Regions from separate parts of the Homo sapiens genome. Here region 1 is linked to region 2. The links are chromatin loops, found by intact Hi-C in ENCODE. Cell type or tissue: heart right ventricle. All regions are shown on one strand. Links, peaks and the distances in the headings refer to the core of each region. The heading gives the core; the rest is flanking DNA.

What was found. Hi-C counts contacts between places; a loop is a spot of excess contacts. Peaks named below come from ENCODE experiments on the same cell type or tissue, not always from the same donor. Only the 100,000 strongest peaks of a DNase experiment are listed, where the experiment ranks them.
Region 1: it touches region 2 in a loop (1.8-fold over the local background); 2 of 110 quality-filtered maps call a loop at or near these places.

The regions. Positions count from the first base shown.
Region 1 is chr1:220,906,541-220,922,903 of GRCh38, forward strand. No RefSeq gene overlaps it. Among named protein-coding and RNA genes, the nearest start is that of HLX-AS1, 35 kb to the left of the region's middle. In heart right ventricle, for the core only: no CTCF peak of the experiment used is centred there; no DNase peak of the experiment used is centred there; H3K27ac peaks cover 506 bases.
Region 2 is chr1:221,066,791-221,083,153 of GRCh38, forward strand. It overlaps LOC101929750 (a long non-coding RNA gene), which reads left to right. Exons shown (of 7, transcript XR_001738479.2): 3 at 169-312; 4 at 11,290-11,421; 5 at 15,032-15,223. Among named protein-coding and RNA genes, the nearest start is that of HLX-AS1, 190 kb to the left of the region's middle. RefSeq lists a silencer at 2,354-2,403. In heart right ventricle, for the core only: no CTCF peak of the experiment used is centred there; no DNase peak of the experiment used is centred there.

The sequences.
Region 1 (16,363 bases), core at 5,765-10,764, 160 kb before region 2:
CCAAGGCCATGGTCCACTTTTGAAGGTAAAATCTGGAATCAAGGGATTGTTATAAGGGATGGGAGTATAGGAGTGAAGAACTCAAAAGGACCAGACTCTGTTATAGCAGCCAGCTCTTGCCAAATCCACTTATTGCAACAGTCCCACCACCATGTATAGATGCCTGGGTATAGTAAGTAGCAGAACTGCCTAATACCATCAGTGCCTGCAAAATACAAGTGATCTAGCAGTGTGGGAGGTTTTCTGGGAGAAATGGGCCACCTAGGTCATGCTTAGCTGCAGGGAGGGGTAAGCCCTGTGGGGAAACAAATGATGGGTGAGTTCACATTATTAAATAACTGGGCTGAATTTAAGGAGGAGGGAAAAATATTACTGCAGAAACCAGGTTGATTTTGAAGTCTGCTACTGGCAGTTGCCACATGCCTGTGACATCTCTCATGCACCTCAGAATAGACTCTCCCCTCTGGAAGGCACCATCGTGCATCCTCTAGATTTGGGGAGATAGATTTCTTTATGTTGCTGATAGGAGGAGGAAGAAGAAGCTGCTGTGAGGGAGGAGGTATTTACTTTGGCAGGCGGCTGATGCTAGAAATGCCTGGGGCCATGTACAAATAGTTGGCTGGTGCTGCCAGGCCCTCCACTGTGGGTTACTCATCTCTCCCTGCTTTAATCCTTTCCTTTCCTCCAAAAACTGCCCAGTTGACTTCTTTCCCACTCTAGGGCTATCCTGGATGCCTCTTTTAACCTGATGTCACCTGGAACATGTGGAAGTGCCCAATGTGACTATCTAGGGCTCTGGGCTCTGAGTCCTGTGAGGGTTAATCCTTCATGCCTCATTCCTTCATGATTTTCTCTTCTTTTTGTTGGAGTTAGAGAATCAGGGTGAGCTCTCCCTAGAAAACTATTGTGCATGGCCTTGTTTATCTTGGTCAGCCTTGTGTTTGAGGCACCATACCCAGTTCAGTTACCCAGGCTGTTCAACATATGGAAGCATGCTCAGAGTGTGGTGTAAGGTGTGGGATAACTTGGATCCCCATAAACCTATGACAGGTGGAGATATTGTGGCCAAAGTCGGCCCTGCCAAGATGGTGCTAGACTGAACGACAGCACTACTCTGGACCAAAGAAGTGTCAGAGGCAAGCTTCAGGGAGCTGAGGTGGGCACTTCTAGGGGAGCTACCTCCCCTCCTGAGTTGCTTCATTTGTAGGCTACTCAGATTAGGGTTTTTAGGACATCCTGCTAATTTCAGCTTAAATCGTTATGGACCTCTAATGTGCCAGGCACTGTACTAGGTTCTTGGGAAATAGCAACCAACAAGAGAATCATTGTTTCTGCTTTCATGGAACTTAGAGTCAAACCTAGATACAGGTAAGAGGACGACAAATCATAATGCGATGTGGTAATACATGCTAGGACTGTAAGAGAATTACTGAATGCTGCAGGAAGTCAGAGAAGACTTTTTGGAAGATGCCATGTCTCAATTGGGACCTTTAGAATATTTTTCAGGCATAAAGAGAAACATCTTTAAAGATCTGGAAGAAAGAGAGGGCATAGCACATCCCAGAATGTAGAGTAAGGATGCAGAGTAGAGAGCTGGGTTAGAAACTTAACTGCATAATACAACCTCTGATCCCTACCAGCTGGGAAAATCCACTTAGCCATGTACGGAGCTTCTTCCAGGTACTGAGCTCTGAGTTAGGTATTGTCAGGATCCCCAAGATGGGTCAGACAGGACTGCTGTCTTCAATGAGCTCTGCCCATTACCCATATGTCTGAGGAGAAACACATTTCCACCCTTTCTGGAGCTCTACAGGGAGGGACTGCTCTTTGCTAGAATGATCTTACCTGCCTCCAACACCTGTCCATTAAAGCAAGCCCTGAACAAGAGGCCGACATCCACAAGTTAGAGATGTTGTGCTTTGAATACTACCAGCTGGTTGTTGCAACCTCCTAGTGAGTGACTTACACCCAGTCCTCCCTCCTTGTTCTTCTGTGATTAAAGACCCTAAAGGCTTAACAGGCATGGCTGGGCTAAATGTTCCAGTTGACATTATTTGCCACCAGGACCTTCCTCTTTTGCTTCCGACTTTTTTTCCAATTGTGCAGAAAATTGTTCTTCATTCTTTCCAATCTGTCCACATCCTTTTTCCTCCACTTACATTTCAAAATAAGGTGTACCTCTTCCAGGAAGGTTGCCCTTGTTAATTCTACCCATCATCCTGGAGTGGCCAATGGCCTCTATCCCAGAATAATTGTTGTATTTTTTGTATGATGCATTCAGTCATTTGTGTAGTTTCATTTTGCAGTTTCCTCAGTGGAAGTTGTATTTTCACCTTTGCTGCCGCTTATGCAGTTTTGAGACCCGTACACCAGGTGGTGGTAGTTTCCTCATGCTCTGATTGTACATTCTGAATAATTTGCAGAGGAGGAAAATGGAAGGGGTGAGCTAATTTTTAATCAAGTATCTTTCATGTGCCAGGCCTCTGCACAATGTTTGATTTAATCATCAGAAATAATCTATATGAGGCAGATATTGTTTTCATTTTAAAGTTAAGGAAACTAGGTTTTGAGGGGGAAGTAAAGTAACTTCCCCAAACTCACCATCCTTCATGGTGAAGATGGAATTGGTATCAGGTCTGGGCCCTCCAGCTTTGGTTTTAAGACGAATACATGTATGTCTTTTCTATGTGGTTATACAAACAATAATGAAGTCAATCACCATTGCAGAGCAACTGTTCTAACAACACCTCAGGTATAATTTGGTATCTTCTTCACTAATTCTTGAATTGTGATAATCCAAGTATTTGTAGGTGGGCAGAAAAACTGACATGAACAGTCCTTCTTGGAAGAGGAAGAAAAATAAAAGCCTTTAAAGCATCTTATATCCCGAAAGTATGTTTCCCTGCAACCACATTCTCTGTAATTTCTAATTTGCCATTTGCTTTACTTTGAGGAAGGAATTCCCTCTCCCAATGAGTTGAGAGCTGGGAGACTTGGGTTCTAGACCCAAGTAACTGAGTATATTCCTTGAAGTATGTCTCTTCTTTCCTCTGGGTTTCAACTCCCCATTTGTGAAATACGGAGGTTTTAATAACACCATTGCAACCCTCTTCTGTATCTGGTTGATTATTTGGCTGTTGTATGGCCACCACTTAACTCACTCAAAAATATGAAGACATGGCACCACCAGGCACTGCCTCTTCTGGGGTTGGTTCATGTCGTACTTCAATAATCAAAATAATCAAGCTTCCTCTAAAAGAATTTGTTTCACAACTGATGATAATTTTCTGGATATCCTACCCAAGTCCCCCTCCCCCAGTTTTGGCACTTTGTTTCCATGATCAAATTGTGTCACTTCTCTGGTGAATACCTTCTTTGTGTTTTTGGTCATTCTCAGACCAGGGAGAGTATGTATGTATGCATTTGTTCATTCATTCATTCATTCAGTCTTTACAGTTATGTTCTCTATCTTGCAGCAGGAATGTCTGCAATTCTCATTTTTTCCCTGTCATTTGACTATGAGTTCCTATCCTCTGGCTTTTTTGGTAGGGATTCTTGAACATACCAAAGGGGTTAACTGCCTCAATGAAGCATCACACTGGCCATATACCAGCCTCTGTGCCAGGTGCTGTGGGAATTAGATGTGGTTTTTTGCTTTCCAGGGGCTCAGAGCACAGTGGAGAAGAGAGATGAGCAGACAGCTGATCATAGCACACCAGTGAATGCCACAACATGTGGGGGTTGTGTAGTGACTGTGTGCCTCAGGGACACTAGTCAGAGCTGCAGTGAAATCTGCTTGGCCTGTGGAGAAGCAGAAAGGACGACGGTGGCTTCAGGGAGGCGACATGGGCGCTGGGCCTCAGAGGATACGAGGTACTGCTGACCAGGTGGATAAAGTGTGGAATGGCTCTAAGTCACCTGGGGGGTCTGATTAAGGCCTGCGTCTTAGGCTGGGTCTCTATGTCATATGAGTAGACGGGACAAAAATAGATCCGTATTATGAATTTGCTGTATTTTCTGTCAAAAGGAAGGATACTCAAAGTGATGGATGCCTCAAATACTGACTTGATCATTACACATTCTACATATGTAACAAAATGTCACATGTACCCCATTAATATGTAAATATTATTAAAATAAAAAATAGTTATTTTTATGTAAGAAAAATAATCACAACTTCTCTTATTTGAATATCACAACCAATAAACATTCTGCTCCCAGTAATATTTCCTGTCACATTACTTCCTAGTTACTTCACAAAATTGACGCATGCACCTAACAAAGATAGGATGCTAACACAAAAAAACTATATCCTGCATAGATTCTGGTATTCCGTACAGATCATTCTGTACTAAGGTATCAGTCAGAGAAGAAACTTTATTGAGTATGATTCTGAACATGAGCTGTATTTTCAGGTTCCCTTGCTGGTCCTTGGCATAATGTTAAGGAGAAGGGCTTCAGGTGATGAGACACTGGAGACCAATTTGGCAGTTCTGGCTGAGCTATGATCTCCTGCTTGACTTGACTCCTACACAAGGCTTTGTGTCTAACCATGCTCAGCCCTGACCCATTCTGGCTCTCTATGAATGCTGTTCAGCTGGCCCACCCTACTGTAAGAGGAAGGGGCAGGTCTGAGCTCCGCTTTCCTATAGTTGGGGAATAGAGGCAGAGAGAGAGAGTCCAGGAGACCCCTTCAGGGGCATATGCAATGCCAGGGGCTGGGGGCTATGCAGAGACTGGAATTGGCTCTCAGGCTTTCAGTTCCTGGGGCCATAGTACTTGAAAACCATGCAGGTGATGGGACTCACTCAGGTCCATTCTTCCTTCATCTATAATCTTGCATGAAGGCCAAAGTGTGCAGTGAAGCCATTGGTCCTCAGGTGTGGCAGTTATTATTTCCTCCCCTTGACAAGTCACTTAGACACCTTGAGCCTCAGTTTGCTCATTCTCCCCCTTAGAGGGCTCTTGTAGGGTTATACAAAATAGTGTCCATGTAAGCCATTGTGGAGATGGACATTTTCTCAGTTTTATTAACGGAATTTGTTCAAAAAAGTTTATTATTAATACAGTACGACTTCTTTTTATTAGCACTCTATCTTTGTTAGGTGTATGTGTCAATGTTGTAAAGTGACTAGGAAGTAATGTGTTATGACTTGAAATATTATTGGGAGCAGCACATTTCTTGGCTAGTGGTATTCAAATAAGAGAGGTTGTGATTATTTTTCTTACATAAAAATAACCATTTTTATTGATATACAATATTTTACATATTTATGGGGTACATGTGACATTTTGTTACATACGTAGAATGTGTAATGATGAAGTCAGAGTATTTGAGGTGTCTCTCACTTTGAGTATTTACCATTTCTATATGTTGAGAACAATTCAAGTACTCTGTTCTATTTTGAAATATACAATACATTGTTGTTCACTGTAGTCACACTACCCTGCTGTCAAACAATAGATCCTATGCCTTTCATCTAACTGTATGTTCATACCCATACCTCTTTTTGTCCCCCCTCCTATCTACCTTACCCTTCCCTGCCTGTAATATCTATCAAAAATAACAATTTTTGTTTATAAACATAACACATATAATTCACAGAAAACTTTAGAAACTTTAGAATAGACCCCACCAAAAAAATTCTCTGCTTCCATTACCTCATTACCAACTTCCATTTTCATGTGAAGGTGCCTGTGCTATTTCATGACTTGCTTATTTTGCTTGTTCCGTTTACCACTAAGGTGGGGAGCATTTCCCTGTAGCAATATTTGCTGTGTAGCAACACTGAACAGCTATACAATCATTTAACAAACATTTAAAAGTTTATCAAACTTTTAAACTTCTTAATGCTGCAATAAGTATATTTATAGATAAATCTTTGTATTCATCTTAAAAATATTACCTTAGGGTACATTCTGTAAAATAATATTATGGCCCGATAATATTATGGTTTTCTTTTCTTTTTGCTATTTTGTTTGCTGTGAATTTTTATTTTCTGTTTTCTGGTTCTAGCAGGAGCTTATGAATTGCACATGTTTCCAACCTCTCCCAAATGCTTGATATAATAATGAAAAGAAATCTTTCCCAATATGATAGGCAAAAGTGGTGAAGGAGATCTCATTTTAATTTGAATGTCTTTTGTTACCAGTGAGGTTCTATATTTTCATATGTGTATTAATCGTTGGTATTTTTATTTTATTTGAATCAATTTTGAGCTAATGTCTTCTGCACATTTGTGACTGGGGTGTTGTTTCTTTCATGATTTCTTGTAAGATTCCTATATAAATTAAGACATTAACTCTTCATATGCAAATACTTTTTCCAGTGTTATTTCTCCTTTAATTTTGTTTATGTTTTTTTAATATTCAGAAAATGTAACTTTTTATGTAGTCAATATTTCAATTTTTTTCTTTATGATTTCTGCTATACAAAGTTCTTCCGAAGCTGACATTATATAAATATTTATTAATAGGTTCTTCGGATTTTTTAATGAAGTCCAGTAATGATTTACCTTATAATATAGTGAACTGTCATTTATCTGGAATTTATTCTGGTGTGTAGTACTGAATCTTATTTGATATTTTCAGATAGTTATTAGATTATTTCATCACTTATTGAATAATTTATCTTTCTTTTACTGATTTTGAATGTCACCTTTAAGAGATTCTATTTTTAAATAAGAAAAACATCTTCATTGCAGAAGCGCATTACTTTTTCAATGTTATAAAAAACATGTTTTTAGTTGTTGAGATATATGGAAATAGTGAGAACAGTTCTAGGAAGGAAGGAAGAGTAATGGTAGCAGTAATAACAATGTTAACACAGAACCAACTGAAATCTCAGCAAAGACCCAAAATTCTACTTCACTGGTTCTGACAAGTTCATCACGCTAAGGTCTATCTGTTAGAAGTACACATTTAGTTCCTTGTTGCCTTTATTCTAGCAAACATATATTTAGTGACTACTTCTGGACTAAATTCCAGAGGGGTCTGAAACATAAATAAAATATAGTCTCTGTCCTTGAGTTTCTCATCAACTGGTGGGGAAGCATATTATCTCGGAGGGCTTTTACCTCCAGTAAACAAAATGCTCAACTAAAAATGGCTTCAACTAGACGTATGGTGGAATGCAGTTGCTGATGCTAGTTTAGCAGCTTAAAGATAACAGGGCTCTGGGTTGTCATCTCTTGGATGTTTTTGGCCTTCTCTGTCTTTACTGCAAAAAAGTTGCAGCTGCTCTGGTCATCACACCCTCATTAATCCATGATGGAAAGCAGGGGACAATAAGCAATGTGTTGCAGGAAAGTTTCCCCTCATGGTGCTTCCCTCTTATCATAGAGGAAAATCTTTCCAGAAACCCTCTAGCTGACTTCCTCTCTCATCTTATAGATCAGAAATGGGTCATATGCCCATTCTTAGACCAGAAGTTGGGTCCACTTCCAGACACCAGTGCATCTCTGGCCATACTAAATAAAATTCTGGTTCTGTGACTAAGGGGGCTAATGACTTTTGAAGAGGCAAGTAATAGTGTCTGCCACAGAGAGATACACACGTATACAAATCTCTCTCTCTCTCCACAAAAACGTAAAATAAGTACTTACAGAGGGATTCTAATATCTGTTGTGCTTCCTGCTGCCTTAGTACACCTAAACCCTCTGAGTCTCCGTTTTCTCACCTGTAAACTGGAGAAATTAGTAACTTTGCCCAGACACAGGGCTAAATAAGAATCATTTTAGATGAGTGCTTTGTGAATCATAAGGTGTTAAACACTTATTCTTGTTAGTGTCTTAATGTAAACACTGTCCCTTATGGGACAACCTATGTGGTCCTGCTGATCTGTAGTTTGGCATGGTGAATTTGGGCATGGAAATGGGGCAAAGGGCAGGGCTTCAACAGGGCTGGGACCAGGGTCAGTTTAGGCACAAAGCTGGGACATTGGAAAGAGCTGGAAGCTGATCATTACATTTCTGTGCACAAATCCAGAGCCGGATCAGGAACTGGGAAAGTGGTTTTCCTCTCTGGCAATGGTCTGTGTATGGTGGATGTTGACAATGAGGAATGGTGAATTTGCAGGCATTTACTTGATGCTTTCTCTGCTGGGTGTGGGCTTCTGAATAGAAAGCTCCCCAGAGATAGATAGCCTGCTCAAATCCTTCCGCAGGCTGGTGAGGGTAGTGGCAGAGGACTTGCCTCCCCTCAGACAAAGCGCTGTAGCTCAACCTTTAAAAACAACTTGGACAGGAGGAAAAATTGAGTTAGTTGGAATGGGAGGTCTGTCAAGGGAGGACTCAAAGGGGGACCTTGGTGATTAAGTTCAACCGTTTCCTTTTTGTGGGTGTAGGAGAGAAATATTTCTGAATTTGCCCTGACCTTTTAAACTTTAGCCTGCTTGCTAAGCTGGTTGAAGCCCAAGTTCCTCTTCTAACCACAAAAGTCCTTTGCTTTCTTCCTGGAAATGTGGAGCCCTGCCATTACCCACATCTGCCAGAAACTCCCCTCTGTAAACCTTGCTTGAACCTTGGTTCACGTTTAACCAACCCGCTTCCATTTACTGAGGCAGCTTGGTAAACAGACGGCCCTAGGTGCAGTTAATAATCTTGTCATTTTTACCTTGTGGTCTCTTATATCTACCTTACCCATCCAGTTAAATTAAATTACCATCAGTCTCTTCCCCACTAGGGTGAAGATTAATGGGCCTTCAGCTGTCCCCTTAGAACATATGCAATTGTCACGTACTGAAGAGAAATGCAGGGGCTAATAAATTATGCGCTGTCATCATAGAGGCTGGTGGGCAATCCCAGAGTCCTTCTCAGTTCACGGGGTTTTGAGCTAGGCATGTGCAGGGTCAAGGATGGGCACCTTGTTACAGTACCCATGAATGTTGATACCTCTGAGAGGTGCAGGAGAGGCTGGGATATTGTGACCATAGGAAGGGTATAGACTGTAAGCAGTTTCTAACGACGAGGCTCTGGGGGACTTGGAGGCAGATAGGTAGATTCCCAGAATGGATGACCTCTAACTGGTTTCTAGGGAACAGCCACTCATTGCTACTACCTATCCCAGTGACTGGAAAAACATGGTTTCCCTGTCCCAGGGACTTGTCTTCTGATTCCCCAGTAGGCTTGCTCCCTCTGCCCTTTAAATGTGGCTTTCTTGATCCTACCAATTCATTGAATCCTGAGTTCCCACCTAGCACCTGTGAGACTCCCAGGAGTTTTCCAAAGAATCACCATATCACAAGCTCCTAACTGGGCTTGGAAAATGTGTGGTGATCCCGATGTCAGTGTCCCCCGAACACTCACCTATCCCCACCCTCTCCTTCTGACCAGTTGTTGGGAAAGCTTGCAAAATCATCAGTGGAAATAAACCCACTTCTATTTTAACAGAATGGATTTCCTTTGCAGTTGTCCATTCTTTTCTTGATGGATGGAGTTCTAAAAAGACGTAAAACATTTTAAAATAGAAATCTTATTGATACCAAATATCCTTTCTGATGTCCCTAAGTAGAACCAGTTGGTAAAGCAATTCTCTTAATTCAGTTTGTGCAGTTGAATGCTTTTCCTCATTTCCTCTCTTGATTGTTAAATCTCAGGGAAACACTGACCTTGGCTAATGACATACTCTCTCTGTTCTGGGAACCATTTCCTCTGCTGGTTGAGTCTCTCTGAAGGGAAAACTGGTTCCTGCAGGGAAGCAACCTTTAGTTACAAAACTGAAGAACAACTAGCTATTACTTTATCCATTACTCATCAACAAATAATATTATGCTATAGAATTTTAATTAGAATGTTCCTAATGCTGTATTCTGGGGTGCTATGTTCTTACTACTATATTCTGAGGAGCTATGTGACATTGAGTAAGTAACTTTGTTTTATTTTTGACCTTTAGTGTCTTCATATGTTAAGTGAAGATAGGAAGACCTGCCATATTTCTTCACAGTTCGGTTAAAAAAGTTGTGAAATCCTATCTAGTCACAGCATCCAGTACTAGCGGGATACATGGAAATTTTGAGGAGCTGTCTTTAGTTCAGGGGTTTAGTAGCATTTGAATAGCAGATTGCCTTGTACAAAGTGGTTATATGCATTGTCTTATGTTAGTTCTGACATTACCTATTTGTTGTATGTATGATTCTTTTACCCCCTTTACATAATATTAATTACTTTTATTGTTTTCTAAATGCCAAGGATTAGTTGAAACAATCTACATTTCAACCCATTTAATTTCCACATCAACCTTGTGAGGTATAGGTACTATTTTGATTCCATTTTATAGATAAGGACATCAAGGCACAGAGAGGTTAAGTGTCTTGCCCAAGATTATACAGTGAGTAAAGAGCAGAGCTGGGAATCCAATGCAGGTGGTACGGCTCCAGAGTTCTCACTTGTAAGATGCTAAATTATATAATTAGGGTGAACCAGATGGTAAGGGAGAGACTCAGATCCTAGCTCAAATCTCAAGCTTTTTCTCTACTCATGCTACTTTTTCTTGACCCAATATCCGGGGCATTTATAAATAGTTTTAAAAATCGTTATGGAAACTATATGTACAGATGGCACATAAACACACACTTATCTCCATATATTTAGACAATGTCCCTCAAATATGTTTGTACTAAGAACCCAGAAGACACTCCCAATTCTGATTAGAACAGGGAAAAAAGTGATAAAATACCTCAAACTGGAAACTTCACCATCTTGACAGTCACCATTTATGCTGAAGTGTGCACTGTTTTCAGCAAGAAGTATGATCCCGGCTTTCAAAGGTCAAATAAATCACCTTTAAAGTCGTGAAAAGGTAAACAGACTGATGCCTGGGCAGCTTTCCTGAGTTTATGAGGTCTTCTGGCAACAGGGATATACAAAAGCCCCATCAATCACCCCCTCCCCGCCCCACCCCTGACTCCCAAAGCGTTTATTTCTAGAGGGGATCAATCCACCATCCAGGGTAATTTCCCGTAAAACTATTATTAGGAAATATTAAATCAAATGAAAATGGAAACCCCCAGAGTAAACATACCTTTACAGAAAAGCACTTTCCCTCTAGCCAAATTTTAAAACTGTAGCTGTGTTTCAAAGGAGGCTGAGAGGATGGTAGGAGCATTGGGATGGGGAAGGGGAGGGAAATGAGGAGAGAATGGTAAGGAAGAGGAGTGGGGAGGTATCTAGGGCAGGCAAGTGTGACATGACATAAACAAAATAGTTGTCACTGATGACAAATAATTTCACAGTGCTTTGCAAGGCATGTTTGCCTGCCAGTCATTTTTCACATGCCTAGTATCATCTTTTAAGGTCTCTAAAAGGGGCCTACAAGCCTTCTTTCAGCACATTCTAAAGTTATACACATATATAAAAAACTCACTGTAAATCTATAAGTCATCCTGGAAATGACTATTCCGTACAAAAAAAAAATGTCTTTTAAAGACCTTTTTTCATCAGAGCACTTAAATTCTGTGCTATTATTTCACCATCATGTAATGAGAGCCTGCTTGGTGTAAACAAAAACCCTTTAAAGAAGTGATTACAGTTGTGCTTTGCAAGCTGCCGAATGGATCCTAGACTGTCCAGCCATATTAAAGTCCACACCAAGACCCCTCAGTGATTTAGTCTCTCCTGTTTTTCTTCTGGGTGCAGTAACAGCCCAACACAAGCCTTTCCTTTTAAAGAAGCTTCCCCAACCTTAGATGTGCTGAGGTGTTTTCTGCAACTCTAGATTTCATGGGAACGTTTGTGGAGGAGGCATACTGAATGCTTTTGAATTTTATAAGAATCTGATTTTAGAATTTTATTTGTTTACTCATTTATTTTTAAGATAAGAAGAAAAGTAAAGAAAAAAGTTGGGAAGAAAGATGAAAACTCAATTTCTTTCAACTCTTGCTCCTTTTGAAATCAAGTAATGTTCTACTGAATCAATCTCATTTAAATTTGATTTTTGATTTCTTTTTTTTTTTTTCATGTGAACTTAGCCTGGAATTTGTCCAAGTCAGGCTGGAGAGACCACCAAGTGTTCTCATCAGCCAGAGACCTAATTGTGGTCATTTATTATAGTCACTTATCTGATAGTAGTTTCATTATCTGTGATAGTTTTACAGGGACAAAATCCACCAGGCATCCAATGGAGTATATAAACATGTTACCTTGTGGCAGGGTGTCTGTTACTTACTGTCAACACTAACTGGCCCTAGCCACCTATCTGCAGCTTATATGAAGTAACGATGAGTTTAATAAGCTCCAGTGAAAGCTGCAATGTAAACATCACATCAGGAGCATTTGCCTTGTCAGGCCCCTTAAACAAATAAAGGTGATGGAGAAGTACAAACAGAACAAGATTGGAGCCTAATGAGATTCCATTGCTGCTTCAGTGCAGACTAAGTTATCATTACAGACAATACATTGGAAGGGATGCTGTCCAGAAAAATCTCTTCAACTGAAGTTCACCCCAAATTCTGATTTTGGGACTTGGGTGAATTTGCCATCCATTTGGGAGCAAATATATACTTAAAATGGGTACTGATTTCTCAGGATTATTATTTTTAGAAAATACTTAGTACAGTAAATCACTTGGTTTTGAGAGCACCATATTCCAATGGCATCTTCCGTTGGGCATTATACAGCCACCATTACATGGACCCACGTTTTTCATTAGAAAAATTTTATTTATGGTGGACAGTAGGTTTCTGTTTAAACCTACTGGAATAAAACCACAAACTGAGCTATTAATAGATGGCAATGCATGTGGGCTCCACAAATCAGCATATCCAAAGTTATTTTTATGTAGCTCCATTCCATAGCTGTGCCTCCATATAGATATGTGGCTGTTTGCATATCCTTACAACCTTAGCTTGGAGGAGGATAGGAGGTTCCCTTGCCCAAGCAGGCAGAGCTTTCATTGCACTCATGAGGAGAGGGGACTGTGATCTGAAAGACATAAAGGAAGACTGACTTCCCCAAATTCTCTCTCCCTGGCTTTTTGAAAGTCTTCCCTGATTCCCATTAGTGGGGATTAATTTCATTCTTCTGGTATTAAAGTATTTTTTCTCTTTGACTTTAAAATGTAAACAGCTCTGGGGAGGGGAGTATATTAACTTCTTGTTTACAGAATGGCTAGTATTAAAACAGTCATTGGAAGATCGGGGGCTTGAATCCCAACTGAAAACCTACTGCTTGGGTTAGACTCAAGGCAGTTCCTTACCTTCTTTAAGTCTCAGTTTGTTCATCTGTAAAATGAAGACTGCTGTCTTTTATTCCATTGTATTTTTGAGAACAGGAACTAGTACCAAACAGACAATCAATGTGTGCTGTTATTATTAGCTCAGCATGTCATGATTAGTTCAATTGTCTAACTTAATCCTGACAGAATGAAACATACAATAGGGGAAATTTGATGGGGGAGAAGATCAGAAGAGAAAACTCTTCTGCAGCAGTTTCTCAAAATGTATTCTGCAGAATAGCAGGGTTTTTTTTTTTGCCATGATTAGGTATTAATAAGAAAGAGGGCTGTGGTCCAATGCATTTAGGAAATTAAGGTTTAATAAGTTTTTCTAATACAGGACTTCTCAGAGCCTTTAATAAAGGAATGTGATGAGTAAATTCTCTAAGAAGAGGATCTAATATGTAAACTTACTTAACTATGAACTCTCTTTTTTTCCTTAATAATTTTTCGAAGATAAGTAATCCTTAGAGCTTGCAGTTGGAAATTCTGGCCTAGAGCATCAAGTTTTCGGTAGAAAGCACAGGGCCTGGTGGTCCTCTTTATCCAGAGTCTAAGGTAGCCAGGGGTAGAATGTAGGTAGAGTTGATGCATGGTGGATGTCAAAAGTGAGGAGCAGTACCTAGGAAGAGAAAAGAGGGAATTGAAGGCAAACACTGTCTTCTTTAGAGTTATAATTAGGCCAGTTTAGTGACCTGGCTTGAATTCTTGGAAACAAGTCAGCAACCTCTAGAAACCACCCACAGGGCTACGCATGGCCTTAGGAGAGAAATGCATTTGGAAATAGTGGAATAGATACGTTTCTTTATTGAAGAATTTCTCTTTGGTGTGCTTTTTGAATCTCTGAGAGGGACACACAAATCCTCTAAGGCATAGTTAAGTGAGAAGCAAAAGAGAATAAAGGGAATGAGGAAGCAGGGAGAGGAAGGGAAGGAAAATGAAGTGAGTGACCTAGGAATTGTGGAGAACCTAGTGGACTCTTCAGAGACATCATTGCTATCATTTCCCTGATTGACTCCTCTACTGGCACATAAGCTTTGCCTTATTCCTGCTCCAGAAAACCGACTTGTAAGTATGGTTCCATGGTCAACAATCTTGAGTGTAGATGGCTCAGTGAAAAACTGCCCTAGCTAGTAGAGAAACCCTAAAGTATTCTACGTGGCATTGATGGGCTGGAGGTGGAGAATGCCATGGTGCTGGATACAAGGCAGTTGCACAGTTCCAGGATGGGTAATTGCCATTTGGATGCACTAGTCTGGTTCTGTGCAGCTTCCAAGCACAACCTCAAGACTCATAGGGTTTGGGGTAGAGAGAAGGAAAGACCTTTTAGTGTGGCAAATGATCAACTCCCTAAGCCTTCGCTTTGTCAGTGCCTAGAATGATCTTTGACCTGTTGTAGCTGCTTAGAAAATATTGGCTGAGTTGAACAGGATATATGTGGACTTTGAGAGGCAGATGTAACCCTAGCCTTTTCCTCTCCATGGCTTTGGAGCACTATTTTTCTTTAAATGAAAAAAAATGGAGCTGTACAAAATAACTCTAAGAATAAAATCACCGATGAAGAGCAGGTTGGCCTTGTTTTAGTAATGGAAGGATTCCCAAAAAGTAGGGTACAACTCAAAGTTCATCTTTGTCCTGCTTTACTATTTTAATTCCTCTTTATGTTCATTTCTAATAACTCTCTGATGGGCTGATATCTCAAACTCTTCTCACTCAAATATTCCTACCTCTCTTAATTTGTAAAACATGTTATCAGAGAAATTCTTTGATAAAGTGACAATTCCTTTTAAATAATAAATCTGAATACTGATAAAGAACTCTTACAAAAGCCTGTGACCACAGAGGAGGTGAAAACTTGAGTTCAGGACTTCTAGTAAGCCACAGACCCCAGGTCACTATGTCTTGTGGTATGCAAAACATGCTAAGGATGACTCTACCCAGGGCATGGAAAGCGGCTTCAGATAGAGTTAGCTCTTTACCAGTGCTGTGGATTGAGTTGTTTCTCCCCGAACTCCTAGTTGAAGCTTTAAACCCTATTGTGACTATATTTGGAAAAAGAGCCTTTAAGAAAGTGATTAAGGTTGAGAGAGGTCATAAGGGCCCTAATCTGATAGGATTAATGTCCTTATAAAAAAGATACTGGAGAGCTGTGCTCTCTCTCTCTCTACCCATTTCTTTCCCTGCCATGTGAGTACACTGCAAGCCAGGAAGAGGGCCGTCACCAGGAACTGAATCAGCTGGCACCCGGATCTTGGATGCCCCAGCCTTCAGGACTGTGAGAAATATATTTCTGTTTCTTAAGGCATGTAATCTGTGGCATTTTGTTATGGCAGTCTGAGCTGACTAGGACAAGCAGCAAAGCCGCAGTTTGCTTTTGAAGTTTGCCATGAAATCATCAATTCTGAAGACCCTTCTTCCTATCAGTGCTGGCCTTGAATGACAACAGCTTGAATGATAATGGACCACACTGGGCTGCACTTTGCTTGGCCTTTCCCCAAATTCTTTCTCTTACTTTTCTCAGTTCAGGAGACATAGCACCGCGGACACATACCCTTTTAGCCTGTGAAGGAGAACTTTTTCCCTCCATCTGTTTCCCCTCCTTCCGTAGTCTATTTTTCCACTACTTTCAATTATATCAACCCCCCTATAGTAAGCACATAGGAGAGAATATGCCAGAGACATATGGATGCTTTGATGTATGGGTAACATGCCACGTTTTTAGACTGGCAATAAAAAAACATGTGTGGAGGCTCTTCCCTGACAAGTGGCAAACTACCCATCCTTCCTAGCAGGAAGCCTAGGCCGAGGTCGTGGTTTAAAACTCAGGAAGGACATCTGTGAAGGCAGAGCTCAAAAAGCAGATGGTTTTTTGAGTTGCTGGGAGACTGCGTTGATTATTTATTAGGTAAAAAAGTATATATTTATATATGTGGAAATGGTCAGTTTTAAAAAAATTTATTAACAGCAGCAAGTATACACCATGCTCTGCAATTTGAATAAATAATTGAGCTTGACATTTTCTTCAGGGTACTTGTATCTTCTTAGGTCCTTTGTTCACCTCATGCTTGGTCAGGGAATTTGGGTAATAGATGAAGATCTGAATCAAGAGAGAAATGCCAACATCTCCAAAAGTTTTTAAATTTTTTTATTATTT
Region 2 (16,363 bases), core at 5,593-10,592:
TCTAGTGTCCAGTCTTGGAAGCATCTGCTTTAAATTTCCTTTAAACAACTGTTATATGGAAATGACTTCCTTTCTTCTCTCTCCACTCCTCATCCTAAACTGAGCTGCCCGTCTACTTCTCACTGTAACAATCTTTGATGTCAGCTTATTTGTGGACCTCGCACACAGGAATGGGACAAGTCACCAGCTCAGAAGTCTCAGGACCAGCGACATCAAGAGCAGGAAGTGGCCAGTGCCTCAACTTCACTCCCCTCTCCCTCCTGGAACAGGCCCTCCATCACCGTAGATAATTCATGTCACTGAATGGAACATGTAAGCCATCTCACTTCTTTTTGTCTTCACAAATGCTTTAAACACAGGCTTGGAAAATCTGTGGGCTTCTCACACGTTCTCAGATATATTCCTTTGCACCTAACTGGAGTGAAATGATATGGTGCTCAGTGGAAGGAATCTGGTTGTGCCAGCAGAGGTTGGGGCTATGGAACCATGTAACTGGAAGCAAGCAGTGAAAGAAACCTGGAAACTCCTGTCACCCTGTGCCTCAGTGCAGGCTGGCTCAGCAGCATCAACTTAATGTTCTGTGTGGGATGCTAGCACATTTGTGTTTGGAGCCTGGTAATTAGATTGTGAGCAGGAGGCAAAATCCCAGCAATCTGGTGGCATGGACAAATCTTGGTGTCAGAAGGCATGGTGTGTTGAGGCTTAACAATCTCAGCTCTATTTTTGTCTATCACCCCTTTGATACATGTCAAAAAAAATCCCACCCACTAGTTCTCTTTCTCCTCTCCCCATCAAGATCAAGCACCATAGACAAATTAAATAATAACAATAATAGAACAGGAAAATAATACACCGATGATCAGACATCAAAATGAAATGCAGACCCTTAGAACAACTTTGCTTCGTGTACTTTTAATACATTTTATATGCCACACGGCAATTTACTGAGAGGTGGATTTTAACATACCACATATGCTATTGGCAAGATAAGAATTACTGAGTTGAATGTTGGTTCACTAAATATGCTGAAACCCTTTTACAGTGTAGACTCTGAGGAACAGCTAACACTCTCTTTATGGGCACATTGAAATGAATTGTGCTTTTACTGTATGTCATTGTTATGTTTCAGGGGACATGATTTCACCAGTAGCTTTGCCAAATTTTTGCAATAACATGATTCCACTGTATTTCTATTTTAGTACCACGATCTCATGCCTTGAAGTTTATTTGAAAAAAGAAAACAACATAAAAAAGAGTGAAGTTCAGCCAAATCCAGGTTATTCAGGATTTAAGTTATAATCCAGCATGAAGATTATCCTAAACTTTTGCTTCTCTTCCTCACCTTTAGTATTTTTCATCTTAAGTGGATGTTCCTGCTCAGTAGCATATTTCCCAGAAAGAATCAATGGGATTTAATTAATTTCTTGTGTGAAATGCTGCAGAGATACTTTTTGAGGGAGGGAGAGAGAGAGAGAATGAGAATGTATGTAGAGAGAGAGAGAAGAGAGAAATGGTTGGAAGCTTTTGGTAATATTTTCTGATATGTATAAACTTAAATTACCTAGAATTCATGAGCACTTCTGCTTGCTATCCATGTAGAAGAGATCATTAAGAGATTGCTGTATTTTATCCATAATGTACTTTTCTAACCTAAATTATTAGGAATAGGAATACCCCATCTGCATGCTATGAATAACACCATGTGTGGAGAATCTGCACAGATCCTGAGATAATTGTAGGGATGAAGCTGTCTAAGGAGAAATCCCAGGCCTTAGGAGAGTGTGAACCTTGTGGAAAGATGAACAAAAGGGGAAGAGCCCTATTTTGAATCAAGGAAATCTTAACTCATGAGAATAAAATTAGTGTGAGGAGCCAAATCCTGAACAATCTTTAGTTTCCTTATTTTCTCTCTGATGACACTGTAACTGTCTAACTAAAAAGGAGAGAATCAAGTTAAGGAGCAAAGTATTTGGTCAACCCTTTAAACTATTTGTCGACATCATTTTATAGGTCAGCATACTTGTTTGAATTTTCCATTTGTCTTTAGAATATCTACCTGGAGAGAAGTCGATATTTAACTAGAAGAGATGGACGCTGTTGGGCTAATACAAAAAGTTAAAAATTCAACCCATGAAACATTGGTTTTTATTTCATTAGCAATTTTGGTTTCATTTTTTTTACCCAAATTAGGCTGAAAAATGAAATCAAAATTGCTGGTGAAATGAAGCCATTTTATACAAATAGCACTTTGCATCCTCAAAAAGAGAGATTCCACAGAATGTTCTTGTACAAACACCTGTAGTTTGGGTCCATGTGGAATCTCTCTTTTTCAGGACACAAAGTGGTATTTGTATAAGAACATTCTGATTCTGGATCCACTAGCTGCAAGAAGACCTGATTGAACCAGTGCCTCCCGCTGTGGGTGAAAATCAGCCTGGCCTCTCCTGGGACACAGAGGGGACCAAACTGTCAGTCACTAGAATGATTTGTTCTCACTTTCCAGCTGGCTGGTTTGGTGCTGTTGTTGATGCTGCCACAGTCATTGTAGTGTAGGGTAGGTAACAGACTAGCCTTCCAAGCACCTAGCTTTCCACCTCCTTGCTGAGACTTTGGCTTGGTCTCCTAGAAATGGCTCCTTTTAACCCAATAAACAGGGAAGTGGGTGGGGGGATAGCTGTTTAAAAAGAGCACATTTTAATGGAAAAATGAGGTATTTTCCATTGTGGTAATGTGTCTTTTTTTTTCAATCATAAAATTGCTCAAAAGAGGAAGCAAAAAGAGGAACATGTATTCATTTGTTTCAACTTGAATTTGTGAAATGAGTTCTTAAGAAAGCTAGCAGGCATCTATTTCGAAGAATTATGACTCCTTTTCGACATGTAAATATCGTATCATTTCCACAGTATAATTATCTCCCATGATGATCTAAATTTATATGACTGTAGATTCCAAACGCAGTTATTGTGGAGTTTCAACAAGACCACATATGAGAAAGAAAGAGAGAAAATATCTGCATGTGTCAGTGTTCAAATGACACCATCAGAGACTGTTGAGAGTAAGACAAGACCTCTCCTTTGTGACCAGTTAACTGATACTAGACAAGTATTGTTCTAGCAGGTAAAATGACTCGAAGATATCTTCAAACTTTATATTTTTTAATAACCCCCATAATACAGAATTACCTATGGATGTACATGTTGGAGTACATTCACGTGAAAGTATAGAATCAGACATTATTCAGGCAGACTTTCCCTGTTCCAAATACTCCTTAATTGAGGAACTACCTTGACTACTAATTTTAAATCACAATAGTTCCATGCAGAAGGGAGAGCTAAGTTTTGGGTTACAAAATTTTGAAAACCACCATATAGAACCCACCTAAAATATCCAACCACCAACTTGCCACTGGCGATGGCTGAGAAAGCAGAAGGGAGGCAGATGTGGTTGTTGCCCAGTTGGAAATGATGATACTAATAAGACTTTAAGTGAAGTAAGCAGAAGGAGTTTGGGGCATTTGTTATGCTCTCCTTGAAGCTCTGTTCTGAGTCCTCCCAGACCTGGCTGGAGATTGATTTTCCTTCTGTGCTAGATATCCTACGTGAAAATAACCATGGCAGTATTAATAATAGCACTGTAGCAGCTGTTTGGAAAGTGAGCACCTTCCATACCTTAACTTTCTATTTTGCCTGGTAGATTGCACTCTTTTCCTTTTCACTAGCAGATAGTTCTCTGAGTACGAATCTAAAGAGAGGAGAGCCAAGGCTATCTATATTGCCTATGGTAAGACAGCATAGTGAGACATTTCCTTAAAAATCTGGGAATGACTGCAAATGGCATTGGGAATACAATCATGAGTTGGTTGCCCCTGATGGTAGTTCTTCAGGTTCATGCATAGGAAGCTCCAAGGGAAGGTTGACTCATTAGATGCACCAAAGGTTGGCTTACTCTAAAAATGAACATGTCATGAGCATGCACACAGGGTTAATAACATATATTGAGCTTTTCCTATATGCTAGATTCTTTTTTACCTTCTTATTAAATCCAAACAACAACGTCCCAGTGAAGATGTTGTTATCAACAAGAATATAAGCAGAATGAGTAGCAATTTGGGTTCACTTGTATACAATAAACACTTGGCACATTTGCTTTTCAAATGATTTAATAAATGTTAACCTTATGGATGAAGAAACAGAGTTTTGCAGAGATTGAATACTCTGCCAAATTCCCCCAGCCAGATAACGCCAGAACAGGGAAACAGGCCTGACGCTATGGGGAGATTTTGTTCCCTGCCAGAGGTTCAGCATACCCAAATCCCCTCCCTTGTGTGGGCCCTGGTTGGAGTTGGACACAAGAAAAATTTGCATGAGATATGGAAGGTAGAAGTGAAGCAGCAGCTGTTATGCTCAGAGGATGGACATATGGATGCCAGGCACCATGACAGTGTCAACTTACACGTCATCACTTATCTGCTGGTTCACCTCGTTGGTGTGGGGCAATGGCTGGGTCCACAGCTTCTCTAGTTTTCAGCAGATCTCTTCCTTTCAGTTCTTTGAGTCCTGAGCCATGGCAGGAACCTTGTGCAGCTTCACGGCAAAGGACACCAGTCTCTTCTGCAAGTTATCTATATTGTTGAGGTTGGAGGCCATGAGATACAGATGTGGGTTTTAGTTTGTCTTGTCTCTCTGTTCATGTCCAGCTTGTCTTCCTGATTGCCAGCCTTCTTGACCTCTAGTGACTTCAAGGCTACTGCCAGATGCAAAGGCAACAGCCTCCCATAGGCTTCTTTATAAGTTCCCACAATGCTGTCGAGTCTAACCTCTTCAGTAAACCATTTATTTCATATCACTTGTGGTGGCTGTGCTTCCATGATCAAACTTTAGCTGTTATGGTTTGTCAGACTCCAAATTTCCAGGATACTGCACTCACTGGGAGACTATGAGGGTGAAGGCACGAGCAGGTTTCAGTGGGACTGGAATCCTCTGGCTTTAGGAAACTGAGTACTTCCTTAATCAGATGCTCAGAGAACAAAGCAAGGGGATATACATGAGCAAAACAGAAAATTGAGAAGTCATATCAATGTTTCATTTAGCTTATGAGATTACAGAGCTAGTAATTTCATGGCCAATTATATGTTTAAGATAGGCCAAAAATAAGTTGAAAAAATATTTCAGTGGCCGTTTGTGGACAATATAAAAATGACATTTTTCTGATTTCTCAATCAGTGCTTTTCAGTATCTTAGTCACAGCCTACATTTACATGCCAAACATCTGCATGGAAAGTGAAAATATGCTGTTATAACCTAGATGAAACATCTGGAAGATGATATTTTTCTACTTTTTATTCATTTGGTGTCACATAGATCTAGGCATCAACACATATCTCTTTTCCCTTAACTTTAAAAAAACATGATTTTATTTTTCAGTGCACTTTTTCTGGAAAACAATTTTGCAAGGTGCAAGGTATTCAGATGAAGTGCTGAAATCTTGGCTGTAGGAAAAGTTAAGCATAACCAACCAACACTTACTTCAACCCCAACTGCAACACTTCTGAGACTTACCCTTTGCCATTTAGCACGTTCCTTTTGCTGTCTGCTTGCACACTATGTACCCTGGGACTTTCCTGGTTTTCTCTGCCTTCTGCTTTTGGGGTAATATTGGTTTAACCAATATTAAACCAAGAAGTACAACATTAGAAAGACCCAATTTTCTTACATGAAAGCAAGAAGTTTATTCAACTCATTGCTTCACTTTATTTCTAGGGGCCTTTTCTAGGTCCAGAAAGAAGTTGTCCTTAGCCCTAGACTTTCTGTACCTCTACCCACCCTCCCTTCAGTATGTATGTACGTTGTCTGTCTTGAGTGAGATAATATGCCCATGCAGATACGCTCTTCTTTGTTTTCTAAGCATTAGGGTTGCTGATACACAACAATATTTTTTCTTGGTAGAAGTATGTTCCATGCAATATTTGGGATATATTTTATGCACAATTACTTGCTGTTTAGCTAAAATTCAAATTTAACTGGGCATCCTGTATTTTATTTGCTAAATCTGTCAACCATAGTGTAGATACTTCTCGCATCCCCAATCTCCCAAAGCTCCCATTTTCTAAATCCTGCACACTGACAAGACTTTCAACAGTAAGTTAACTTCTGGACAGCTTGCCAGACTCTCCTTGAGGAATGTGTTTGCCTTCTAGCATTTGGATGAATAATTTAGTTCTGCCACTAAAACAAAACATGAATGGGCATTTGATGTAAACATTATTTTCCTCACTGCTTTGGCTGAAGAGCTGAAGAGTTAGAAAGGTCCTACCGGCAACATCCACCTTTCTGAAATGCACTGCTTGCTCACAGACTTAAGGTGTAGCTTGAGCTGTTTCTGGGTTACACAGCTTTTCTTCTATTTCCGTTTTTTTCTTCTTCAAAGTTTCTAGTCTTCTTTTCTTACAGAAGTATGACCTCTCTTCAAGTCTCAACCAGGACCAACATTTGTGCCATCCAGATTTTGCGACCCAGAAATGGCCATCTGACCAGTCCATGGAAGGCCTTCCTAGACTGGAGTGTGTATTCTTATGACCCAGATCACATAATACTGACAGAGAGGTATTTGGCAGTAACATGGGTAATAATGGTAAGGAAGGGTATATGGACTACGATTTATAAAGGCTTTTTGAAATTAGCTTGAAAATAACACTTACTGGGATTTCCCACATTTTAAAACTAACATGCTTATTGTAGAAAAACATGCAAAACATACAAAAGCTAAAAGCAAACATAACAAAACAATCACTCACAAATTCACATCTTGAGATATTCACTGTTGTTATTTTTGGTGTATATTTATAATATTTTTCTATAAATTTATTTGTTGTTTCAAAAAAGTACCATATAACACAGAAATACACAGCAACTTTTTTTTGTGATTTAGCAATGGATTTTGAACATTTTTTTCTGTGCAGAGTACATGTGTATGTCAATAATTCTCAATATTTTTTGGGTTGCAGATCTTATTTAAGAAAGTAAAGCTGCTTCTTTCACGAAAACAACTATACAGGTACCTAGAGGATTTGGGTACAATTTCAGATCATTAAAATACATCTGTAGATCCTAAAGATAAAGAAGTCCTGTTCTAAAGTATCACAACTAATTTGAATGACTGACATGGGATATTTTGAGGCTTCCAGTAAGAATTTATTTTATATAAGCTAAATAGGCAATTAGACATTTGCTACATTGGGACCTCATATTATAAGATTTTGCTTTTTTTTTTTCTTGGAATTCAGGTTTTTAGGGTAGTGGTCCCCAACTTTTTTGGCAGCAGGGACTGGTTCATGGAAGACAATTTTTCTGCTGAGCAGGGGTGGGAGGTGGGCAGGGTTGGGTGATGGTTTCGGGATGAAACTGTTTCACCTCAGATCATCAGGCATTAGATTCTCATAAGGAGCACACAACCTAGATCCTTTGCATATGCAGTTCACAGTGGCATTTCTGCTTCTTTGAGAATTTAATGCTGCTGCTGATCTGACAGGAGGTGGAGCTCAGGTGGTAATGCTCACTTCCCCGCCATTCACCTGCTGCTGTGCAACCCTGTTCCTAATAGGCCACAGACCAGTACATGTCCACAGCCCAGGGGCATGGCAAGAGGAGACATTAGCAAATATGCAGATTGTCCTGTTTACATGTCAGCTCTGAAGACTGTTGAGTTGATGGGTCTTCCCTTGGTTGCAAGCCAACAGCAGTCAGAAGCAAGAAACCTTGTCTAGATTTCACAATAACCTTGTCACAAGTCTCACGTTTCCTGTAGGAAAGCTGAATTTACCAGCACACTCACTGTGAGTAAAACTGTAACTCTGCTCTGAGCAGAAGGCTTGTGCTGAGGATAAAAACAAATTCTCAGTGGAAATACAAAATTGATCTATTAATTCCTGGATGCTAAAGACAATGATTTTTTCCTGTCTGGTGGCTGTTTTTCTTTTGTATGTAACTTTCAGTTTATTTCCGTAGTTAGGAAAGAGATAAAGCAACTTGAGAAAGCATAGGAAGGTGTAGTCCCCTGAAATCTAAATGAAGCCTGTTTGGTCTTGCAGTTTCCTGTGCAGGTCTGGCCTGGGGCAGGACTATATGGGCATCTGCAGCCCACACAATGTAGGAAAAAGACTGGTAGAATATTATCATTAACTAAAGTAACTATAGATGTTCATTACTGAGCACTTATTGTACAATGGCCATTGGGCTAGGTGCTCTACCTAAATTACATTAAATTCTCACCACTCTAAAAAGTAGGTATCATTTTTCTTTTATGTGGAAGGGGCTGTGCCACTGAATGGGTAAGAGCACAGACTCTGGCTTTCCACAATCTCGATTCATACATATTGGCCTTGTGACCTTGAGAAAGTTACTTAGTCTCCTTGTGCGGCATTTCTTTCATCTGTAAAATGGGGCTAAAACACAAATTTGAATCCAGGTCAGAGTTTCTTTTTTAAATTTATTTTTTAATAAAAAATTTTAATGAGATGTAATTCACATATATTAAAATTTGCCCATTTAAAGTGTACAATACCATGTTTTTATTTTTCATTTTTAAATTTTAATTTTTATTCTTCCAACCTTTTTTTTTTTTTTTTTTTTCTGAGACAAGGTCTCACTCTGTTACCCAGGCTGGAGTGCACTGGGGCGATCTCGGCTTACTGCAACCTCGGCTCACTGCAACCTCTGCCTCCCGGGCTCAAGTGATTCTCTTGCTTCAGCCTTCTAAGTAGCTGGAATTAACAGGCATGTGCCACCACGCCTGGCTAATTTTTTGTATTTTTAGTAGAGACAGAGTTTCACGATGTTGGCCAGGCTGGTCTTGAGCTCCTGGCCTCAAGTGATCTGGCCACCTTTGCCTCCCAAAGTGCTGGAATTATGGGCGTGAGACACTGCGCCTGGCCTTTCCCACCTTCCACCCTCAAGTGGGCCCCAGTGTCTATTGCTCCCCTCTATGTGTCCATCTGTACTCAATGTTTAGCTCCCACTTATGTGGTCAGTGTTTAGCTCCCACTTTAGAACATGCGGTATTTGGTTGTCTGTTCCTGAATCAATTTGTTTAGGATAATGTCAGCCAGGGTTTCTACCCAGGAAAGCCTACTGCCTGATTCAGTCCTTAGCTAAATTGTAAAGATCCCTTTGATTCCTCCCTCCAGCCCTCCTTTCTCACTACAGCACCCTCTCTCCCTATCTCCACTAACAAGATCTTTCCTTCCCTCTCCTTCTTCTCTTCATAACTTCGCTTGCAACTTCCGGTTTCCAGGCTACAGAATGCCAGCTTTCACAAGTGTGAGGACTGCTATGAAAGAGAGGCACATGCATAGCAAGGGCATTTTTAGACCTCCAAAGCCTCAGGAACACAGGAAGTAATTCTCTAATAAATAGATATCTGGAATTGTAACTGGTTGAAGGAAATACTTGGTGCCAAATTCCTATTTAGTGCTCCTCAAAACACACGATGATGGAAAGTGGCCTCCTCCTTTTTCTAAATTAATTGGGCTTTGATATGGGTCTGGAAGAAACTCATGAGCTGCAGTCTTTCATTCAGGAACTTAATAACTTTTGGCCATAGTTGGAATGACTTGTCATGTTTGGGTCCAGCCAATAGGGAACACAGGTCACATCTTTCCCTGCATAAGCCCACAGCCACCCATGCTGTGGGTAGCTGTCCCTTTCCTTTCCCTTCATAAAGTGGATAGGAGGCGAATAAGGCTGAATAGTAATTATAAACATCTGGTGGTTACTTTATGATTAGGTCATGTTAAAGATTTTGGGAAGCCTTCCATCAGTCTCAGTTAATATCTTTCCAATTATGTTTACATTGACATTTACCCTGGGCCCTGTAACTTCTCATTATGCCTTCTGGAGTTATCCCATACGCTCTGGGCGTGGTGAGAAGTTCACCAGGGAGGCAAGGATTACTGCTGCTACTGCTTGATCAAGGGGAAAGGCAGCCAGCAGTTCCAAGGAGCCAGGAAGGGACTGCCCAGACATGAAGAAAGATAATGTGGTTACTATTTTGTCATATACTTTGGCTTTATTTTACCTGAAAGTTCAATGACCAAGATACTAGAAAAAGTCTTCATAGCACTGAGGGGCTGTTTCTGAATTAGAGACACAACTGATAGTTGGAAGCCTGTTGTTTGTGAGAAAGAATTGTTTGACTAGCAACACACCTAGCCTCTCTGCATTAATCTCCCAAATGAAATTCAGAACAGGTATTGGAAGCCTAGACATGAAATGAAAGAAAAATGTATGAACTAAGTACACTGATTGCATTCATTCAGCAGGTGTTTTCTTGTTGTCTGAGCAACTTCTATATATTTAGCTCACTGCATAACAAGGTGCAGATACAGTGGTATATAAGACATTGTCAGCTGGGCACGGTGGCTCAGGCCTGTAATCCCAGCACTTTGGGAGGCCGAGGTGGGCAGATCACTTGAGGTCAGGAGTTCAAGACCAGCCTGACCGACACGGTAAAACCCCATCTCTACTAAAAAAAAAAAATACATAAACAAAGCCGGGCGTGGTGGCATATGCCAGTAATCCCACCTACTTGGGAGGCTGAGGCAGGAGAATCAGTTAAACCCGGGAGGCAGAGGTTTCAGTGAGCCGAGATGGTGCCACTGCACTCCAGCCTGGGCAACAGAGTGAGACTCCGTCTCAAAAAAAAAAAAAAAAGACATTGTCTCCTTTCTCTAAAGCCATATGGTTTAGTTGGGTGGTAAGGTAGATGATAAAATATTTACATAAAATTATAAGTATAGAAAATGAAGCATATACTCTAAGTAATACACAAAAATGTCTCCTGATAAGCCTTTTATTTTGTGTTTGGTGTAATTTTTTAAAGTGACATGTTCATGTTTTTGAATAAATTTTACTTACGTCTTTGTGTTTTTATGTACTTTCCAGTGGAAAATTATTAAAAATGTTTTCCCAGCAAATCAACACAATTTAATAGTAAATAGCAATATTAGCAGCATTCCATCTAGTGCAAAATAGGTCTTTCAAGCACAGTGGCCAATGACCGTGGAGAAGTCTCCCAGGAAGGTTCTGGAACAGGTTCTTACAGGAAGGGCAGCCGAGAACATCAATGATTAAAAGGGGGCTGAGAAGAGGAAACTGATGGACAAAGGTAGGTTTGAGATCTAAGTGCTGCTCTCAAATGACCACCAGCAACACCCATGGCTCTTCTGTTTGTTTCTTTTTCTTTACTCCTCTTTCTTTTTTTTCAATGATTGTACTCAAAACTATTGTTTTTTAGAGGTGAGAAGTGGGAGAAAGAACGAAAATCTGGAGGTTGGAGGATAAACAAACCCACATCCTTGTGGATGAAGAAGGATACCAAAAACTCATTTTCCTGGAAGGAGCAATTTTTGAAATCAGCTACACTGAGGTAAATCTTGTGAAACTAGAACCACCCTGGTAGAAAAGCTGGCCTCTGAGGAGTAAGGGTCACCATCGTGTTCAGGTTTGTCAGGGCTCTGCCTCTTTGCTTCTTTCTAAATTTGGTGTTCTTGAGATTTGATGATAAACATCAAACCTTTGGAGTTTGAATAATAATTTTTCCTTCCAGGATTGGGTACATAGGACTCTACTGATGGCAAGAAGTCAGATGTCTCTTCCAGAAGTTGATGTTAGCATAATGCCAGGTGCATTAGTCAGAGTTTTCCAGAGAAACAAAACCAATATTTTATACACACACACACACACACACACATATGTATATGTGTGTATATATTGATATACATATGAGAGAGATAATTTATGTTTATTTACATGCACATACATTTATATAAGTCACATGTATGCAAATCATATAAATATATGCAAACATATATTTGCATGTTTACATAGAGAGGAGAGAGAGAGACATTGATTTATTATAAAATTTTAAGGATTTAGGTCATACCAACAACTGTTAGGATTGTCAGGTCTTAAATCTGTAGGGCAGGCCAGTAGGCTGGAGAGCTAGGAAAGGTTGATGTTGCAATCTCAAGTCTGGAGGCAGTCTGGAGTGAGAATTCTTTTCTTTTCAGAGGACCTCAATCTTTTCCTTTAAAACCTTCAACTGATTGCATGAGGCTGACCCTCACTGTAGAAGACAATCTGCTTTACTCAATGTCTACTTGTTTAAATGTTAATCACCTTTAAAAAAATACCTTCACAACGACATCTAGACAAATGTTTGACTGAACACAACCTGGCTCAGTAGCCTAGTCAAGTGGCATAAAAAATTAACCATCTTACCAGGCGAGGATAGATCGGTGTCCCATCCTGAAGGGGCTGTCCTTTTCACACAGGCATTTATTTATTTATTTATTTATTTATTTATTTATTTATTTACTGAGACGGAGTCTTGCTCAGTCACCCAGGCTGGAGTGCAATGGCACGATCTCAGCTCATTGCAAGCTCCGCCTTCTGGGTTCACGCCATTCTCCTGCCTCAGCCTCCCGAGTAGCTGGGACTACAGGTGCCCGGCTAATTGTTTGTATTTTTAGTAGAGACGGGGTTTCACCCTGGTCTCTATCTCCTGACCTCGTGATCTGCCTGCCTCAGCCTCCCAAAGTGCTGGGATTAGAGGCGTGAGCCACCGAGCCCCGCCTTCACACAGGCTTTTAGAATACAAGCATCACTCTTCCTGATCAGCCTTCAGATAATATGGGGTGTAGGGACGGTGGAAGTTTCCTAGCTTCATATTCACAGTCTCATCTGTGGTAGAGATGGAGGTGCTGCCCCACTCTCCTGCTTTTTGTCTCCTTCTCACATGTCTGGCAGAGAAGTCAGGTAGTTCTCTTTCCTTGAGAGAGGCTGGGTGGGGCCATGTCTGTCCATATGTGCCACAGATCATGGGAAAGAGTCCAAAGGCTAATGACATGGATGCATTGGATTCTATCCCCTGTGGCCCAATTAGCTTAGTTCTGTCCCAAGGCCATCAGTGTTGGCAGGGTGCAGAGAAACTTTGGCAAAATTCGCTCCTCTCATCCTTCTTTTTTTCTCCTTTGGCTATTTAGGGCACTTTCGTGGCTGCCAGACTAAAGATTAATGGAGCACAACTCCAAAGGGTGCCAACAGGAAGCAACTATACCCCCAAACATGTCATCACCCCCTGCCTATTTCAACCTGTCCTGGAGCTAGTTTAATGTGCCAGCTCCCATGGTTTTTCCAGTCATTCTGCGGTAGAAGGAGACCGCAGTAGGTATTTTCCCAATTTCTTCGTTTGGCACATCTTCTCCTTATCTTTGCCTGTTGTTGTGTTTGACTCCTTCTAGGTTTGTAGCTTCAGGTGGGTAAGAGACAGGAAAGGGCTTACTTATGGGAACTGTATGGATTTGGCTTTGGTGGTCTCTGGGCTTGGCAGATAAGCCAAGCTAAGTCAATTTTAGACATTAATTATTTACTTGCTACTAATGCAGTTGAGGATTTAATGCTCATGTATTACTACCAACTCTCCATCCCCCATTTCTCACAGTTAAATTAGATCTTTGATTAAATCAATAGCCATGTTTATCTAATATTGTTTATGCTGGGTCAAGTAGTTTACTATAATTTTTCATTGCTTTTTCTTTCTTCTTTTTTAAAAATCATCCTCCACTCCCAGCCACACCTTGAGTTAAAAATTACCTATTCTAAAATTTTCTATTATTATCAATCACATTTTTCTTCTTAAATGTTCCAACAGACCTATCAAACTTCTATCAATAATTTTTACAGACACTCAAATTCATTTATAAATCAATGTTTCAGTTTTTAATTTTTCCCCTAGGGACCTTCCTGTCATAGCCCTCCTTCTCCTATTCCACTTGCAATTAGCTTCCCTCTGTGCCTGCTGCACAGTTGACGTTATGGGACTCCTTTCACCATCATCCCAACAATTTCTCTCATTTCCTGCTTCTTAGCATGTAAGATATCTCCCTCCTGATTTCCTCCCTTGTTTTACTGGAAAACATCCTCCAACAGAGTCCCTCTGACTTACCTTATACAGTATAAACATCAGTTCTACTTCAATCTTTTTTTTTTTAATTATTTGCCTGGACATAGCATTTTAGGTTGAAATTACCTCAAATTCTGAAAGTATTTCACACTGTTTTGTCTTATGGCATTCAGAGTTGCTAATAAGAAGTCAGATGCCAATCTAATTTCCAATCCAATAGTTCCCAAGAATTATTGTCTGGAAACTTTTAGGATCTCCTTTATTTGCCTGATGTTCTTAAATTTTACAGTGATGTTCTTGGGTGGTGATGTTTTCATTCATTTATTGGGCTGTTTGTGTGCTTTTTAATCTGGATACTCAATACTACAGTCTTAGGATATTTTCCTCATATTATTTCTTTGGCAATTTGGTCCATTATATTTTCTCTGTTCTCTCTGAAACTCCTATTATTTGTACCTTTAATGTTCTGAATTAATCTTCTAGTTGTCTTATCTTTTTATCCCCTGTTTTCTCTTTATCTCTTGATTTTACTTCTGGAAGTTTCTTTATTGGATAATAAGTATTCACTTTTCTAGTGAATATTATGTTTTGGCTGTGATTTTTTTTATTTTCAAGAGCTCTTGTTCTCTGAATATTCCTTTTCAAATACAATATCCTGCTTTTTAAATGAGCACAATATTTTTCTTATTTCTCTGAAATATAAATATATTTTTCTTTGAGTTGGAGTCTCCCTCTGTCATCCAGGCTGGAGTGCAGTGGTGCAATCTCGGCTCATTTCAGCCTCCGCCTCCCAGGTTCTAGCAATTCTCCTGCCTCATCCTCCTGAGTGTCTGGGATTACAGGCACCCGCCACCATGCCCAGCTAATTTTTTTGTGTTTTTGGTAGAGATGGGGTTTCACCATGTTGCCCAGTCTGGTCTTGAACTCCTGACCTCAAGCGATCCAACCACCGTGGCCTCCCAAAGTGCTGGGATTACAGGAATGAGCCACTACACCTGGCTTCTCTGAGATATTAATAATAGTTTGAGGTATTTTTCTGCTCCTTGCTTCACGTATATATTTTTTACTTCAGGCTGCAGATTGAGTGAAGGTCTTTTCCATGTGAATTTGTCCTGCATCTGGGATAAAGGTATAATGATTACCTAAAGCATGTTCTGTTCATGGAAGATCACTGGAACACAAAAGACCAAGCTCACAGCATATTCAAGACATCTGCTCGTATTCCACTGGCCAAAGAAAGTGATGTGGCCCAGCCTAAAGTCAGGTAGGCAAAGAATTAGTATCTCCCCTGAGGCAGCTGAACAAATGATAACACACACACATGCATGTGCAGACACACACATATGTACAATTCATAAAGCATATATATATATCTATGAGCTTCAGCTTTAAGGATTGAATGTGTTTTGTTTGGCAGATTTGGGCCATAAGTATTGCTCATATGGTTTGTAAAAGGACCAGAGAGAGTAACACTTTCTGCATTTTAATTTTCATGGTGACAACAGTAAAGGTTATTCTTTATCAAAGTTTGAGATATGATGCGATTAGACCCCCACCTTCTTATTGTTTATCAAGAATCCCATGACTCCATTTACCTTCAGAAAACAATTTCTTTTAAGTTGGATTCTGATCTACTGTTACATCGTTGTGTTCATTGAATTTATGAAAAGAATCATTTCCATTACTTGAGCAGTATGATTTTCCTTCAACAAACATAAATTGAAGCCAATGAACACACTCGTTTATGGGAAGAAACCCTACAAGTGCTATTGTAGGTGGGATTGGTGGGTGAATACCAAGCCAGATGCCTGCCTCTGGAGGTCTCATTGGAACGCCTGGCTCTTCTTACTAGTGGAAATATGTCTAGTGGTCTCATCCTTTTCTCAGATGTCTGTTAACTTCACTAAACCACTGCATGTTTTGGCATAGTGTGTTAGCTTCTAGGGAGAGGCCTCCAGAATGGTATAGGATATATTCTGTAGGATGGGAATGAGGTGTGTGTGGTAGCATTCATAGTATCTATCTACATCAATTTTTTAGAAAACAGAATAGGTGATCTCACACCCTTTAATTTTATAAACTCTTGATTAAAACAGGGCATCCTGTCTCACCTTGGAATAAAGATCCAAAATTAGATGATATTCATTTTGAACTCTACCTAAGAGGCATGAAACTTACAAAAAGATGTCCTCAACACTTCTCAGTTGACAGAGACTGTTTTGTATTCATGTGGTTTATGTCTGTTTGTACAGTAATTAGGCTTTGATCTTTTGGGGTGAAGCTGCAGGCACACAAACACACATAGATACATGCACACACAGTCCCACACTGTGGGATAAAGGAACATACCAGAGTTTATGAGCATCGGGATTTAATTCTGGGAAATCTTGTCTTTTGGCATCTG